Linked DNA regions of Mus musculus: region 1 is linked to region 2. A link is a loop called in an ENCODE intact Hi-C map of the cell type or tissue named here. Cell type or tissue: left cerebral cortex. All regions are shown on one strand. Each heading gives the region's core, and the rest is flanking DNA. Links, peaks and the distances in the headings are about the cores only. Region 1 overlaps Gm33752 (a long non-coding RNA gene). Region 2 has its middle 140 kb from the start of 8430436N08Rik.

Region 1 (8,792 bases), core at 1,933-4,432, 170 kb after region 2:
TTCTGCCTTCTTATCCTTGAAGGACTTGTGGAAATGCTACTGAATTGCTTTAATCTCGGTGGCATCTGGTATTATGAAACAGTTGAATTTTGCTTAGTGTGAGAATATATACTTGAAATATAGTACACTTGTTATTTGAAAATTAAAGAAATGATCAACTTCTTGTATAGAAAGATTTGAAAGCATCTAAGACCTTTAGCAGATAATGTAGTTGTAGCAAAGGCTAACTGCCCCTCCTGAAATTACGTAATTCAGTGAATATCGGTGATCAATGTTGCTCTCGTGGTGGATTTTTATGTTTTTATTATGGGGTTTTTAGAACTGGAGTGGTTTATTGTTTTAAATAAGAAAAAGCTTATGACAAAGAGGAAATCTCCTAGATAGCAAGAAGGTACCTTTAATGTTCTATATATATTACAGAAAAAAAAAAAACTGAAGTGGGTTTCCCTGCTCTGTGTTTGCTGATATAATAGCAAACTTGACCATGAAATCAGGTATGGTCTTGTCCTACAAATTATAGGTCACCCTAAATGATGACTTATTGAAAAGCTAGTCATGATACAATTTGTTGTTTACTAGTTTTATAAGTACTTTGCAACATAAAGTTATGAAAGTACCTTGTAATTATCTTTAACCATATCCCTACAAACATCAAAGGCATCCTCTATATGAAACCAACAATAAAGAAAATGTATTGGCCTTTGAGAACTGGGTGGGGCAAAGCACACATCACTCTTGTGGTACAGGAGATTTTTGTAGTTTTATTTTTCAAATGTATTAAGAAAACACAATAAAATCATTAATTTCAATGACTTGCTAGGGAGAATAATCTGATTATTTAAGTATTGCAGTGATTTTTCCCTAATCCTAACATCATATTTTCCTATTTATTTATTATTATTATTATTATTATTATTATTATTATTATTATTATTATTATTTATATATTGTCCTGGGAGTGGATTTTCTTATAGATTACAGTAGATATATACGAATTAACTCTAGCCTTTGAAATGAATATCAAGGAGGAAAGAGGAATCAGCTGAAAATACTTGACACAGTGCCTACATGACTCCAGAACCAGCTCAGTATGCTTTTCAGGACCCGCAGGACTCCAAAACCAACTCAACATATGTGGTGGAGCTCACAAAACACTCCTGGGGAGCAATACTCACCGGTGTCACTCCCATCTAGTCCCTTAGAATAAAGAGGCATTAGGCCATTTTCTTGTTGGATAGCATGTGTCCTCATCCTGTACAAGAATGCATTCAGAAAACGTAGATTTCTGGGGTAACTGGAGTTTCTGTTTCTGTGCCATATAGCCTGAGAATTTATATTTTGACCAGTTTCTTCAGCTATATCCAGTGTTCTGGCACTAGAGCCGCAACTTAAGAGCCTCTGCTCGACACCAGAGAAAACTTCTGCTAATGAACATCTTAATGGGTCTCTCAGCTGGTTTATTCCTTTCTCTACTGCCCTGAAAGAATAAAACATGCCAGCCATGCCAGTGTGAGTTTTCACTAAGATGATGATTGCAGAGCTCACTGGTTTTCTGGTTGACAATGTGTCAACCTCTTCTGAGCTGGGCATATCTGTTTTCTAAGGCTTGAGTTCATGCAATTCAGTGAAAAAGCTCTAGAAAGAAAGAAATAAAAATTTAAACAGTTTAGATTTCAAGATGCCCATCTACAAATAACCTATAACAAGTTATGACTGAAACTTGTTTGTCCCCCAAGCATCACAACACCCCAAACATAAGTCAGTTGCTTGATCCCATGGATGCTCACCTCTGTAGACATCTCATGCTTATGGTGCTGTGGTGCTGGCATTGTAGCACACTCATGATCACGTAGAGATTTAGCCTCCATAATTGAATCATAAATCCAAATGATAAGGGATGGGGCAGGACATCACTGCAAATTACTTACACAACTAACAGTAACAAAGAAGAAGCTGTGACTAGTGGCCTAAAAATAATCCAATCTACCAAAAAAATATTCCCAACTCAGATTTTCCTTAATTTTTCTCAGATGCCTGAATAATTCCAATGCCATTCTCATAACAGTGGAAAAGTTTCAGTGGAAGAAACAGTTGACATAACCTGTCAGAAATAAATATCTGAACACATGATTGCATTATGACAATGCCTCACAGGGACCTGGAATGGTTCATGGAGTATAGCAAACCAGAAACTTGAGCTTAGATTCTAAGCAAATATATGGAGAGAAATATTGAAGGAGGGGGACTTTTATCAGATCTAGAACTCTGAGAATATCTGGGGCTAAGTTTATAAAGCCACTGATTGAAACTGATAGACTTAGTGTCAAAAGATAAATATCATTGACTTCTCACTCCCCATAGGCCAACATCTGTGCAATCCCAATAACCTTCGGCCTTCTATAGATGAGACATGGTCCCTCCCATAGACTGCTTCACATCTGTACCCACTTTTCTCTAGATGGGGAGGAATATGAAGTTCAGAAGAGTAAAACAGAAAGCTGTGAGAGCCGTCTCCATGGTAATAGGTATATCAGAATACACTCAGGGTATGTAATCTTGCTCTCCATGTTTTCTCTTCGGGGGATATAATCCATTGGCCCTGTTAATCACTCTGTATTGGACTTAATCAATTTTTTAAAAAGATTAATACTACTACCATCTTCTTCAGGGTCCATTGGCCCTGTTAATCACTCTGTATTGGACTTAATCAATTTTTTAAAAAGATTAATACTACTACCATCTTCTTCAGGGTTCACAAATATATACTGTGAACCCAGTACCTGGGTTCCCAGTAGCCACTTAGTGAAAGTTAGGCATTATTATTACTTGGAAAGTCCTAGGCATTTAGAAATGCAATTTTTAAAGCTATAGCAAAGATTTTTGGCCTTATTTCTACTCTCCTGTTTAACACTAACATTATAATCTTTCCAAGTCCAGTTCTTAAGTATCTGCTACTGCTATTTTTGGCCATCTGTGATTCTTAGTAGCACCAAGTTTGGCGTTTCCAAACCACGACTAACTTCCATCACAACTCCCAGTGATCTGTTGTCTGTTTATTTGCAGAACTGGTCATAATTTAGTTCTTTCTGTATAAATTGTCTACATTAGCTCTTAAAACTCTGCAGTTGTCTACTGGGGCGCCAGCATTTGGATGGGTGTTATAACACTACATTTTCTCTTCATTACAAGTCCTAAAAATAGGGTGCAACTGACTAACGTTTTCAGCCTTCACAGCAAGATTTGGTTTGTCAGGAAATGGTGTGGGAGTAGTTCCCGTATTCACTGAAGGTGCAAAGTGCAAAACAAAAATAACTCAACAAGAGTTTAACAGCCCTTCTTTATGTACGTTATTTACAAAGGCCACAATCTGGAGTTCCAGGCACAGCCTTGGGAAGCTCAGGAGATCCTTCTGGAAGGGGGAAATATGCCAATACAGAGTGCATAAAGGGGAAAAGGGGTGAGGATAGACAAGGCTGAGTATGCTGTCTCTGCCCTCTTCATCAGTAGTGTCAACAGGACTTTAATGTTGGGCAATTTAGAACAATGCTGCAATAATGCAATTCATTAAAACACAGGAAGGCAGCTCTCCACTTTCATCTTCATTCTCTCTTGTGAGTGTCTTTGAGTTGTTTTATTTTACTTTGCAAACTAACACACATTGTATTAGTGAATCTTAATTGCCTTTGTACTTTCTGAGGCTTCATAATGCTTGGGACAAATATTTTGCAAGCATGGAACCATTTCAGGATTGTTGCTCTTCTATCCTTCAATAGAAGTTCTAAATATAGGTAGGAGAAAACCTCTCTCTTCATTAATGTGACTTCCATAGCAAATAGCAAGCACTGACGTTCGATATATTTAATCTCCCCACTCTCACAAACATATTCTTGATGTACCCAGAATTCTCAGATGAACATAATTAAATAAGTTGCTGCTATTTTGATTTGTTTATTTTTTCTACACTGCTGTTAGTCTTTCCATTACAAACATAGAAGAAAATTCTAGTATGTAGCATAACATTGGGGATAAATTCTTTATTTTCATGCCAATGAAATATTGCAATAAACACCATTCTCAAGCAAATGATTTGGCATTACTCTGCTCTATCACTGTCTGCAGTGCACTTTAGGAGTTAATAGAGTCACTCAAATGAAAGCAGAGATTTCCTGTTTTCATTTTAAGCCACGTTCTCATTAAATGTCCTCTTTTCAGTTTATAATTTGGAAAACTTTTTTGTACTTAAAAATCAGAAAGATATTGAGAGAGGGAGGGAGGGAGGGAGGGAGGGAGGGAGGGAGGGAGAGAGAGAGAGAGAGAGAGAGAGAGAGAGAGAGAGAGAGAGAGAGAGAGAGAGAGAGAGAGAAGCTATTTTTCTTTTTGTGAGAGGCAAGAGGATGATGGATTAAAGCAGATGTAGAGTGTTTGCAGTTATATAAGACTATTAGTGACTCTGCTTGTTCTGGCTTTTGTAATTTGTTCATGTCCTACTTTATATAACTCAATCCATAATGAGCCAAACATGAAATAAGTTCACACAGTATTCCACGTTTCACATTGTCAGCATATTTTTAAAGTGTAGAACAAACACAAGAGACATCATCATTCGTGAATAGAAAAAAGAGCATTTTCACATCCCAGAGACTGATAAGAAGCACAAGGTTAAGGAGATTAAAAACAAAACAACAACAGTGAACAGATGTGTTTGTTGTTGCGGACAGAGGAGCTTATCCATTTACTTCAATTAACAACTAGAGTGAGCACATCAATACTCAAGCTTGTCTGATGCCTTGATATTTTTTTTTTCCAATTTGACAGGTAATAGTGGGGCTGGGAAAATGTCACAACAATTTAGTGCTGCCTCACTGACCTTAACCAGTTCAGTGACAACATGGATGCATTTTGCAGCGAATCCTTATGATTCATGATAATGTTCTTTCTGTCTGCTCCTATGATGGGTTTAAAACTCAGTGGCAATTAATGGTTTAAAATCAAGTCCTCCCATGGGTTGTTCATTTGGGTGCTAAGCAAAATCAAGTTCAAATATGCATGAGCAGTGTGAAAATGTGGAAACTTTCTTTAGGACCATGTCTTTTCACTTTGAGTCATAAATGAAACCAACTCTGTTTGACAAAGGAAGACTATTGTGTCAAACAGCCAAGCTGCTAACCACCCCTGTGCTCTAAAACATCTTGTCAAAATTTAAGCAGATTATGTCACAGAAATTTAAGTATATGTAAAAAGCTCATGATTTCTCCTTATGAGAGTAAATTATCCCTTCAGCAAAACTGACAGTGGTACCCACGTACAATAGCATCTGCAAGCCACATCAGTGCCAGCTGATCCAATAAATAAATGCTTTTCTTCTAACAGGAAAGCTTAACTAACAATAACATGAAACAAGAGAAGAGAATTGGCATTTTTAAGAGAAAAATAAGGTTCCATTTGTATAATTCTAAGAGTTAGTTCAGGAATCTGTCTAGGAGGCTCCATGAGAGTATCACAGAACTCAGACAAAGCTGAGTCCATGCACAAATTTTTCTCTTCATCAAGGGAGTATCTGGCCACCTGTGCATCTTCACAGCTTCCAGAAACACCTTTTTACATATGAGGAGTGCATCTGAGGTTTTCTAGGGAGCAGCACACTTCGAGGATGCTAGCAGCCAAGCTAACAGAATGTCTCTAAGACAAGGTGCATTAACTATAAGGTTGGTGGGAAATGTTCCTTAGGTCACCCCAAAGCTAGTCTCATCATTGTGCTCACCTCAATTGGCTCAACATACTCTCAAATCTGTGAAGTCTTGTTGGATACCCTATTATGCTCGAAATGTGTCATGTGTTCTCACATCTGTATTGCCACTGTATCTATTCATAATGATTACTTTTGTTTCTGAAATCACAGGCAAGGTTTACAGACCTGGGTTTTTTGTATTTGTCTTTGAATCATTTGATTTAAAAAACTATATTGTCTCTACTACTACATAAATACTTCATATGCATTTGAATTGCATTGATTGTAGATGCCATATCGAAATCCTTAGGGCAATTCTGTCATGGAGGAGCTAAAATTTAGTTATAAAGAGACAAGACAAAGTAGAATAAACAACCATTATGCATTATGCTGTACCTTGCCCCCATGGCAGGAAAATTATAATATAGTAATTACAGTGTGGAAGTCCTAAACCCAGGCCCTTAGGGTGCATCTTTCTTTGGAAAAAGTGCCTTTACAAATGGAGTCAAGTGAAAAGAAGGTCACTAATGTAGGCATAATCTAATGTGAGCAACATCCTTAAAAAGGAGAAAATTTGAACAGACATGTGTAGAGGGAGGGTTAAAATCATTAAGCAATGGGCTGTCTCTAAGCAGAGGAGAAAAGCCTGGAAAAGGTTCCTCACTGCCTCCTCAAAAGGAAATAACTCAGGGCAGCTGTGTTGCAGATTTCAAGTTTCCAGGATTGTGAGGAAAGATATTTTCTTGGTCTAAGCCAACAGATTTGTGATGTTTTGTAGTCATAGCCCTAAAAGTAGAAGACAATCTTCTGAGTTCATCTTCTTACTAGTGAAAATGGCTAAAAGAAAACAATGTGGAAATGCATGGTGGCATTGGTCACATGAGGTAGATCACATAAGGAGTATGTGACCTACCAAATATGACCTCTAGGGAATATGATAAAAATGGGGAGCCTGCCTTCTTCCTTTGTAAAAATAATGATGTCTGCACCCTGACTATTGTGCACTTGCCCAGCATTCACATGCTCTAAGTAATATGAAAATGGATCACAAGTAGAATGGGAAATTATATTTGCAATAATCAATCAGCCAGCTCTGCAAAACAAATTACTAAAAATGTCTTCATTTGATTACCGGGGTGAAAAGATAAATGGAAAATAAAAATTTTCAATGTTGTGTGTTTACTGATAATGTGATGGTTATAACTATATTCATTCTTATCCTGAATGTATTTTGAATCTTTATTAATAACCACAATAATACAGGTTTGTTACACAAACTATGATTTATTTAGGCTTATCAACACAATGACTGTAGGTTAAGCTAAGGGGGCTGCTGTTTCCTGAAATGAAAATAGATACAGAGGAACAAAGAGAAGCACATTTACTGAGATAATACATCAGGTGACAAGGCGAAGCAAACATGTAACATGCAAATGTAGAACTTATTCATTATAGTGACTAGGATAATTTTCCTAAGAAGAAAAGATCTTTGATTGGTTTTGCATCTTTGTTTTGAAAGTTTGTTTTTGATTTTAGTGTCATAGAGCTTAATTTTTATTTTCATTCAGAGAAAAGCATAGTTCGTGTTCTATGGGACTAGGTCTCAATTGTAAGAAAATTATTAAGAGCTGATTGGGGGAAATGGAGTATTTTGGCTTTAAAATAGCACATATAAACCAGCAACATATTAATCCAAAGGAGTGAAAAGTACACAGGTTCTGTCATCAGTCTTCATTCCCAGCTTAGAACTCAATGCACTGGTGTGCACCTTTCAATAATTCCTTAAAGCTGTTTTGTTAGAGCCACATACATCATCACTTAACAGACAAAATAGGAAAATAAAGATTGTTCTAAGAAACCATTGTGAACAGATATAATATAGTCAAGTAAAAAATATTTAAAGTGTTAATTTGATTTAAAAAATCCTAAAGTAATAAACCCCCATGGTCTAGCTTTCTGCCTCCTAATATATATTGTCCTTAAGTCAACAAATCTTTATTGATCCCTGAATGACTCAGGTGTATATTTGGCCATATACTGTGTTTGTATATGAATGAAATATACTATCTAAGCTCTTAGTTTATTCTAAAATAAAGGCACGCTACTATATCTACTAGATTAAGTACACACTATTTAGCTAGAAAGACATCTTCACACTACTTTCGTATTATTTACAAAATCAACTTATAACTGTTTTGAAAGAACAAATGCCTTCATAACTTCACTCTAAGAAAGAGATAAGAAAATGCACAGAAATAATATGGGTAGTGTGTGCAGAACCTATACACTGTAGATTTCCTGTAAGATAGCTCCAAACTGGTGACAAGTGACTTCCACTGCCACAGTTTTCATGTTTATAGATAGGACAGAAATGCTACCCTACAATATCAAAAGATTAAACTAATGTCAGTTGTGGGGATTAAGTAGACAGTGAGTTGGAATAAAGCTCAAAAGGGTTCCATTAAAGTCTTCTTTTGTACTATACTTGTCTTGCACTCATCTCTGCAAGGTACTCTGGTACTATGTCTAAAGACTAACCACTATCTTGGTCTTCTACTATGGTGGGTGGGGATCTGTCATATGACCACATAGACAGAAGTGTCTGCTTTCAGCTGGGTGTTCTATACTGCCAAGAGTTCTTTCTGCAAGTCCTCTCTCAGCTACTTTGGCCTTTCCCTGTTGATCTTCCAAGCCTTGGATTCTCCCTCTATTCCTGCCCCTCCCTCTATTCCTGCCCCTCTCAGATGAGCTGGTTTCTAGTTCCATAAGCAAAAGCAAGTACTTCGGGGACTAAGATTGAATTACTTTCCTCAATACTTCCAAGAAAGGCATATATCTGTTGCCTTTTTCCCTCTGTGATAAAGGTTTTGAAGGCCAGTTTACCACTGATCACTGACTGCTCCAAAGACTCCCTGAACTCAGGAAAACTCATTCTGCTCCTGCTTGTTAACAGTGAAGTGGTACAGACTCAAAACATCAAAGGTAGTGTAGGACAGAGTTCACGGAAGCAGGTACCAAGTTTCAGGTATGTCTCCCAGGAAGGGATCAGGGATACTTGTAAATC
Region 2 (8,792 bases), core at 1,841-4,340:
GGGCAAGCTCTCACTGGGCATTAAGATACAAGGAACCATAAGACTGGGATAGCAGGTTCCACTGGGATGTGGAAGTCATCTTAAATGACAATTTCAGAAATGGTGGAGAGAAAACCCAGAGCCAGATCATAAAGATGTCTGTTGCAGATTCATGATTCTTCTTTGCTGACCTTTCCCATTGTGCTGCGTTTTTCTCATTCCCTTAATTTGTTTCCAGATTTTGGTTATGCTTGATGGTTGCTTCTTCTCAAAACTGTAGTTTCCAGAAACCACACTTTGAATTAATCATTGCTGTGTGACAACAGCTTAAGTTTTAATTACTTCGTCAAGACCTTTGTTATCACTGAGAAGCAAGATGGCAAATCTGGGGTCATAAATTAGTGATAGAGTCTTGCTTTGAATGTGAGAGACTCTAGATTTGAATTTCAATACCAAGTTTTTAGTGTAAAAGAAGGCAAATGCCAGATGTAAATGGTAGCTCATAAACCCATAGCCAATGTGTGGAAATAGGAAGTTTCTTGCAGCCCCAAATCAGTAGTCAAACATTTGAAAAGTTAAAAAATTACCTATTTAATCTCTACCTTTGAGTCTGTACAAGTAAGGACAAGAGCAGTAGATACTCCATGAATTGTGTTAGCTATTCTATAATTGCATATTAATTCATAATTACACATAATGAGCTATATTATATGTAATAGGATACACACTTATAGTATAAATTCATACAGTCTGTTATTAATTGTCACTCCAAGTTCTAGGAATGACATATACACACATTTACATATGTAAGTATGTGTGCATATGTATCTGGGCATATGTGTGTATAATAAGTTGTATGTATACATGTATATATTTCTTAGCAGTGAGAGGAAGCTAGTATAACAAAGGGCAAGGGAAAAATCAAATATAGATAAAACTTTCTCATATATCTTCATAATTCTATCAGTTTTTCCTTTTCTTTATTATTTAGAAACTTTTTTTCATATATTTTGATCATGTTTTTCTCCTCCCCAATAACTCCAAGATCTTCTCCCCCTACCTACCCACCAAAATTTATGATCTCTCCTTTTGCAAAATATAAATACCACAAATAAAAACCAAAACAAATGAAAATAAGTAAGACAAAAAAAAAAGTCAAACAAATCAAAATGAATCAAAGTATCCACAATGAACCCACTGATTTTATTTTATGTTGTCCAGCTACTCCCAGGCTGTGGAGCCGCCTTGAAGTAAGGTTGATATACCCTGTGAAGAAAACCGACTTTGTCTTTGCCAGGGTATCAATTACAAATAACTTCTTGGTTATTGGTGGGAATTCAATGTCACTTCTCCCTCTGTGAAGGAAACCCATCTGGCTCGGGCCTCTGTAGATCTTCTGCATGCTGCCATAGTCTCTGTGAATTCACATGTGCTTCTGTCCTATTATGTCTGGAAGATGGATACCTTGGAGTCATCCATACCTCTATCTGACAATGTTTCTGCCTCCTTTTCCACATAGGTTCCTTAGTCTTGAAATTAGATGTTTGATGTAAACACCCCTTTTAGGACTAAATTCTCCAAATTCATTTACTCTCCGCATATTGTCTGGAATAAATGTGCCTTCAACAAGGATGAAACGAGTATCCGTTTGGATCCACATCATTTGTGTGTGTGTATGTGTGTGTGTGTGTGTGTGTGTGTGTGTGTGTGTGTGTGTGTGTGTGTGTGTGTGTGTGAGAGAGAGAGAGAGAGAGAGAGAGAGAGAAAGAGAGAGAGAGAGACAGACAGACAGACAGACAGACAGACAGAGACAGAGAGAGACAGAGAGAGAGAGAAGTCCATACAGGTTAGTAATTAGCCTTGCAGTATAATTTTCTTTTATTACAAACAATGAAAACAAATTCTGAATTGAGAAGGTAGTGCCTGCTGGGAGACTGTGATTGGAAGCCTAGAGCACAGAGTTTGGGTGAGCGAAATATGCTCATAAAATTGAGACAGGCGGTGCTGGCTGATTAATTAACCCAATTTGCTTTACTCTCTTTCTTTTCACACAGCCTGTCTTTTAAGCTGTTTTAAGGTTCAAAGTCATTAGAAAGTATGCTTGTTTGTCCTAGATTTGGGTATCACTTATTCTTGATTGGAGTGGGCCCTGAGAAGGAAAGATGTCCCAAAAATAAATTACAAATACCGCCATCCTAATGGATTTGCCATTTCACTCACACGGTGCAGTGTGATGGAGAAGACACTGCCCCCACAGAACATATATTTTGGGAAGGAAAAGAGTTGAATCCTGAAGCCAAATAAATGCCTAAGTCATAGGCCTCACTGGGTGATTGACAAGGGCTCTGCCTTGTGCCCAGGCACACCAAATGTCTAAGAGAGAAGAGACAGACAGCATCAGAACACGACACGAGTGACTGGCAACCCTAAGGAGCAAATCACCCCCTTTCATCACCTCGAGCAGAGCCATCTGACTGTGTCAGTACTCAAAGGAATGGCTGGATGGGGCCCTTTACCAAGTATAACCAATGCCACAGACACCAGGGAATCTCCTTGTGTTTGCTCTTTATACTTCAGGAACATTTCAGGCCCAAAGTCTTACTTTGTAGACTTCTCACAGATCTCTTCCTGCTCCTCTTTTCTGTGGCATGTGATACATGTGTGTGTGTGTGTGTGTGTGTGTGTGTGTGTGTGTGTGTGTGTGTGTGTGCATATGCATGTGTGGGTATATGTGTTTATGTGTATATGTGCGTGTGTGTGCACACATTTGTGTTACTTGTGTGTGTATATGCGAGTGTGTGGATGTTTATGTGTGTGTGCATGTGCATGCATGTGCATGCATGTGCATGCATGTGTATGTGTGGGGAGGGCATGGGTGAATGTGTGTGTGCACATTGTGTGCATGTATTTGTGTATTTGTGTGTGTGTGCATGCACACACATTTGTGTTGCTTGTGTGTTTGTGTATGTGAGCGTGTATGTGCAAACATTTGCGCTGCCTCTGTGTGTATGCATGCATGTGTGTGAATGTGTATGCAAGTGTATGCACATGCATGTGTGTGTGTGCATATGTGGGTATGAGTACATGTATGTGCAAGTGTGTGGGTGTATGTGCATTTATGTGCCTACATGTGTGTGTGTGCATATGTGGTCATGGCTTCATTTGTATGAGAATGTTTGTGTGTCTACATGTGTGCATGTGCATGCATGTGTGTGTGTGTTCATCAATCTTCTCTTGTAAGTCTTGACTCCCTTATTGTTGTCTTGTGCATGTGGATTAGCATTTCATGTTTCCATAGTAACATGAATTCTTCAGAATAAAATCTTTCTTCTGAATGAGGGTTGAAGCACATCCTTGTGACTTCATAGGTGGGTTCCTTTCTGCTCTTTCCTGTCCTTCACCCTTCAGGATTTATTTTCTGACAGTTCAGACACTCTTAGTGTTTCCTCCATAAGTTAAATTATTAAACATAAGATAAATATTGACTTGTTGAGACCATCATAGGGAAGGGAGAAATTTTTCCGTTTTGTGCTGTGTAAGGCACTTCTGATGTAAGAATGAGGCAGATTGACTGTAAAATCATTTAACATAAAAACTAATTTAAGCTACCATCACCAGTTTTCAGTGTTTTATTTTGAAGCCTAAAGCAGTGAAGGTAGTCTATATTCAAAGAGGTAAGATGTAGCTATTTTACTGAAATTATTTTATGATCCTTGAAAATGCTTATTGGCATTTCTATGTTAGAACCCCAATCCCATTTAGAATTTATTTTCAAAGAGTATAAAATGGCATTCTATCTTTCCTTACATTTATAATTTTAGAATAGAGCTTCAGAGAAAAAGCATTTCAACTTAGAAGTAATTTTTATACTTACATAAAAATATGCCAACATTGTAGTTCCACAATAATGACAGTATGAAGAATACTCAAGTATCTTTTACCCAAGATATCACAAACAGCTTTTTCACTTGCTGTGGTGTGTGTGTGTGTGTGTGTGTGTACATGTGGATGTGTTTGTTTGTAAACTTCATTGTTTGACTCAACATTCTTTTCTCTAAAGAACTGTAGTACACATTACCTAGGGACAGAAATACTGTTACATAATCTTCTAAAATAATTTTGGGAATACTTTTGAATCATGTGCTGCTATAGTCCCATTTCAGTCCTGTTATATTTCCCCTTCCCCTTAGAGAATTCAGTGTAGGATTGTTGTATTTAGTTGTTGCATCTCTCAGGTTTTTTTTTAATTCTAAAGACTTAGCTTTTACTGTTAGTTTTTGTTGTTTGACATTGACTTTGTTGTTGTTTTGAGACAGGGCCTTATACTGTAATTCAGAGTAGTCTAGAATTCACTATCTAGCTCAGAGCATTCTCTTTTTTAAGCCTGTATTACTCCTGTTTCAACCTCTGGAGTACTGGGATTACAGGTGATGACCACCATGGCCAGGTTACACAAGCTCTGTTAATGTATGAGGTCTCTGCCTTTGCAAACAGACCAGTTTCCACTTTGTTTTAGTCAATGTCTCACGGTTATGCCAAAGGTAATCCAGAGTGACAGCATGCTTTTCTTGTTTAGTCAGGGATGCATTTCATCCACTGGCTCCTTATCTACCTGCTCCTCTCATTGTGGATGTTGATTTTGCTGACAGTCAATATGCATTTCTGCACTATGCAGTTGTTAAAGAGCAACCTGCTGTGCTGGTAAAACTCTTATGTCCCTTTATGCTCTGTCCATGTAAAATACATCCTAGAAAGTTTAACAACTCAAAATAATGTCAAAACATTTAGCCTAAATTACTTATTAATAGTTCTTGGTTGATGCATTTTTGCTATGAATATTTATTTATTTATTTATTTATTTATTTATTTATTTATTTATTATTTCAAACTCCAGATTTTATTCCCCTCCCGCTCACCTCCAACAGTTCCACATGCCATACCTCCTCCCTGTCCCCTGTCTCCACAAGGGTATCAGCAATACCCCATCCTCACCTCACCAGACCTCTAAACTCACTGGGGCCTCCAGTCTTTTGAGGCTTAGGTGCAATTTCTCTAACTAAACCCCGACCCGGAAGTCCTCTGCTGAATGTCTGTTGGGGGCCTCATGTCAGCTAGGGTATGCTTTCTGATTGGTGTTCCAGTATCTGAGATATCTCCAGGGTCCAGGTTAATTGATACTGCTTGTCCTCCTACAGGGTCGTCCTCCTCTTCAGCTTCTTCCAGCTTTCCCCTAATTCAAACACAGGGTTCTGTCCTTTGGATTGGTACAAATATCAGCATCTGACTCTTTCAGCTGCTTGTTGGGTTTTTTGGAGGGCAATCATGATAGGTCTCTTTTTGTGAGCACTCAATAGCATCAATAATAGTGTCAGGCCTTAGGACCTCCCCTTGAGCTGGATCCCACTTTGGGCCTGTCGCTGGACCTTCTTATTCTCAGGCCCCTCTCCATTCCCATCCCTGTAGTTCTTTCAGACAGGAACAATTATGAGTCAGAGATGTGACTGTGGGATGGCAACCCCATTCCTCACTTGATGCCCTGTCTTTCTGCTGGATGTGGGCTCTACAAGTTCTCTCTCCCCAATGAAGGGCATTTCATCTAAAGTCCCCCTCTTTGAGTCCTTAGAGTCTCTCATCTCATCCAGGTCTCTTTCATGTTTTCATTCTTTCTGTTGTCCCTCAGGGATCTCAGTCCTTTCCCCCCACCCAATCCCGATCATGTTACCCTCTTTGTTTCCTATCCCCTTTCACTCCCAGGCCCCTCCATCCTCTCCTTGTGGCTGCTTTCTTTTCCCTTCCAAGTGAGACTGAGGCATCCTCACTTGGGCCCTTCAGCTTGTTGATGTTTTTGAGTTCTATAGGCTGTATCTTGGGTATTTAGCATTGTTTTGGCTAGTATCCATTTATTAGTGATTATATAACACACATGCACTTTTTGGTCTGAGTTACCTGATATTCTCTAGTTCCATCCATTTCCCTGCAATAGTCAGGATGTCCTCATACTTATAGCTGGGTAGTATTCCATTCTGTAAATGAACCACATTTTCTGTATCCATTCTTCTATCATGAGACATCTGGATTGTTTCCAGCTATGATAATTTAAAAGTTTGATTTTCCAACTGCACCAGTCTCTGAATGTTGAACATTTGAATTATCATTTTTGTATCAATCTATTATCTATTAATCTATCAATCAATCTACTATCTATCTATTACCTATATGTTATTTTATCCGTGATTAAATATTATTGGTGAGAACTAATAGATTGTTCTTTATCCTCATGATTTAAAATACTATATTTATTTAATTTGGATCATATGTACATATGCCCAACCCTAGCTGATAAATCCACAAGAGTTGAGGAAGAGGAGGCTGAAAAATTCTAAAGTCTTCAATACTCTTAATGTGTGAGATGCTCAAATTCTACTTGATGTGGCTAGAAGAAGCCCCTTCATTTTCTTTCTTGTATCTTTATAATATGCTCTCTATAAAGTTTTTTTTATTTCTATAAATTTTTCATGTACCTAACATTTTTATTGATTCTCTGGGAGTTTCACATTAACACACCAATCACTATGCCTTCCTAGTCCTTCCATGTCCACCCACTACTGACCTATTCCCCTAAAATAAGTGAAAAAAAATAATTTAAAAGTCCACTTTGTGTTATCTATATACTCACTGGAGCATGGTCAAATTATTAGCAGTCTGCCCCTAAAATAGAACTAAGACCTTTCACTCACTCACTTCCATCTCGAAGCCATTAATTGTGGAGAACTATTCTTCAACACCTCTCTCACCCTATTTAAGAGTTCTATGAAGGCTGTTCTTTTTGCTCTCTCTCTCTCTCTCTCTCTCTCTCTCTCTCTCTCTCTCTCTCTCTCTCTCTTTAAAGGAGAATGCAGTGGAGCATAGGAGTTGTCACAAAAACCTTCCATGTCTCTTCTTCTCAACTCTGTCTGCAGTCATCGATATCACAGTAAAAATATCTTCTTTGCTCTTCACAGGAACATGTATCATGGGGCTTCACACTATTTCTAGGAACAGCACATGCCCCCCACCTCTGCTCCATGGTCACAAAGAAGTCCCTCAGAGCCTGCCTAGACCATAGACATCAACACAGTCTCAGGTGTTAATGTAAGGCATCCATATCAACATAGCCCTCAGCAGGAGCACAGCCTACTTCATCCTTGTGGCTTTCAGCTGCACCACAAATCACAGACATTGGCATGGACTCAGAGCCATGGTCATCAGCACAGAGCCCTGCTGCAGTAAGACTACAGCTCCAGATAAGATTCTCAGTAGTTTCATGGACCCGGACACACAATCATGGCCTCATGCAGCAGCACAGGTCACTTACAATATGGCCCCAGAGTCAGCATGACCAATGGACATTGATGTAGCTTCAGGCTGCATGTCCATAGGCCACAGACACCTGAATGATCCTCCATGATATCAGGTGCCACAGACACCATCCTGGTCTTGTCCAGAGCATGGCCAGGTCAGATGCAGGTGGTCAGAGGCATGATAGCTTAGCTGCTATAGCTGCTTGCATAGCTTCTGTGTCTACCACCTTATGCCTGCACTGGGCACGGTCAGGATGCAGATCTTTGTTCAGTTTTCCAGATGTATACAAAGCATTGTGATTGTATCCAACTCCTCAGTTGCCCACCCTCATCCATTTCTCCTGATTCCAGTCAACCAGTCCTCCTCTTTTCCATGTCTGTGTGTGAGTGTATGAGCATACTCACACACACACACACACACACACACACACACACACACACGCTCACTACATGCATTGACCACAACAATCACATAAGTTGCATAAGACCATGTTTTGTGGCAGTTCCCATATGATTTTTAAATACCATTTATTTCCTCTCAGTAATAATGTCTTATAATTTATTTGTATAATTAGGTGATATCCTTTAGGTAGGGATGATATTAGGAATGGAACTGTGGGCCATAGATAGTCAATGCTTTTGTGAATAGAATATACACAGTTATGACTTGTGATCCTCCTGTGAATTAAGACTAGGAGTTTATTATTATTATTATTATTATTATTATTATTATTATTATTATTATTACTATTATTATGCTTAGACATTTTCTTTCATATAAGAGTTTACTGGAAGATGTTCTGCACATATTTTTTCCAAAAATGTGTTGAACTCTGACTCTAATGAATTTTGTGCTTAGTTATAAAGTATGGAGCCACAAGCTACCTTGGTGATAATGTTTTCATAAATGGACCTTTTGTGGTTGGGATTTGCAGTCTTCTGTGGGCTTTCTTTCAAACCACACTCTTTGCTTGGTTTGGCTGTGAGGGATACTAAAGCCTGAAGTAGGGGAAAATGGGCTAATTTTTAAAGCTTATCCTTGCTTAAGAGTAGTGAGCTATTTTGAACCTGAATGACAGAGGGCCATAGAAAACACGCAGCCTTGTTTGGCTGAACACATACACTCATCTTCAGCCTAGTTCCTTCATTTCCTGGCAGAATCAAAAGGCACTAGGAGTTTGGCTGGAATAAATGTTGTGGGTAGATGTTCTGAAGCTAGTTCCAGTACAGAGACAGACTCCTCTTCTCTGGCAGCTGTGAAGAGAAACAAGACTAGAATATCTCATTACTGTCAAATATAAACGCCATCACATACACGGAACAGATTGCTTTGTACAAACTGTCAATTATTAGAATTTTATTTCTTTTTATCTTTAGGGTATTATTTCTTAGTGATTTGATAAAATTGCAAATAATTTCATTTATAATAAATGTTTTTCTAGTTTTAACACAAACATTTTTTGAGTAAAAGAA

Evidence for each region. Peaks named below come from ENCODE experiments on the same cell type or tissue, not always from the same donor. Only the 100,000 strongest peaks of a DNase experiment are listed, where the experiment ranks them.
Region 1: a loop joins it to region 2, with 2.8 times the contacts of the local background. A loop is called at or near these places in 3 of 42 quality-filtered maps.

Annotation. Positions count from the first base shown.
Region 1 is chr4:7,593,067-7,601,858 of GRCm38, forward strand. The region is part of intron 3 of Gm33752 (a long non-coding RNA gene); the gene reads right to left. Among named protein-coding and RNA genes, the nearest start is that of 8430436N08Rik, 37 kb to the left of the region's middle. In left cerebral cortex, for the core only: no CTCF peak of the experiment used is centred there; a DNase peak (open chromatin) is centred at 3,184; H3K27ac peaks cover 1,808 bases.
Region 2 is chr4:7,421,015-7,429,806 of GRCm38, forward strand. No RefSeq gene overlaps it. Among named protein-coding and RNA genes, the nearest start is that of 8430436N08Rik, 140 kb to the right of the region's middle. In left cerebral cortex, for the core only: no CTCF peak of the experiment used is centred there; DNase peaks (open chromatin) are centred at 2,388 and 3,393; H3K27ac peaks cover 404 bases.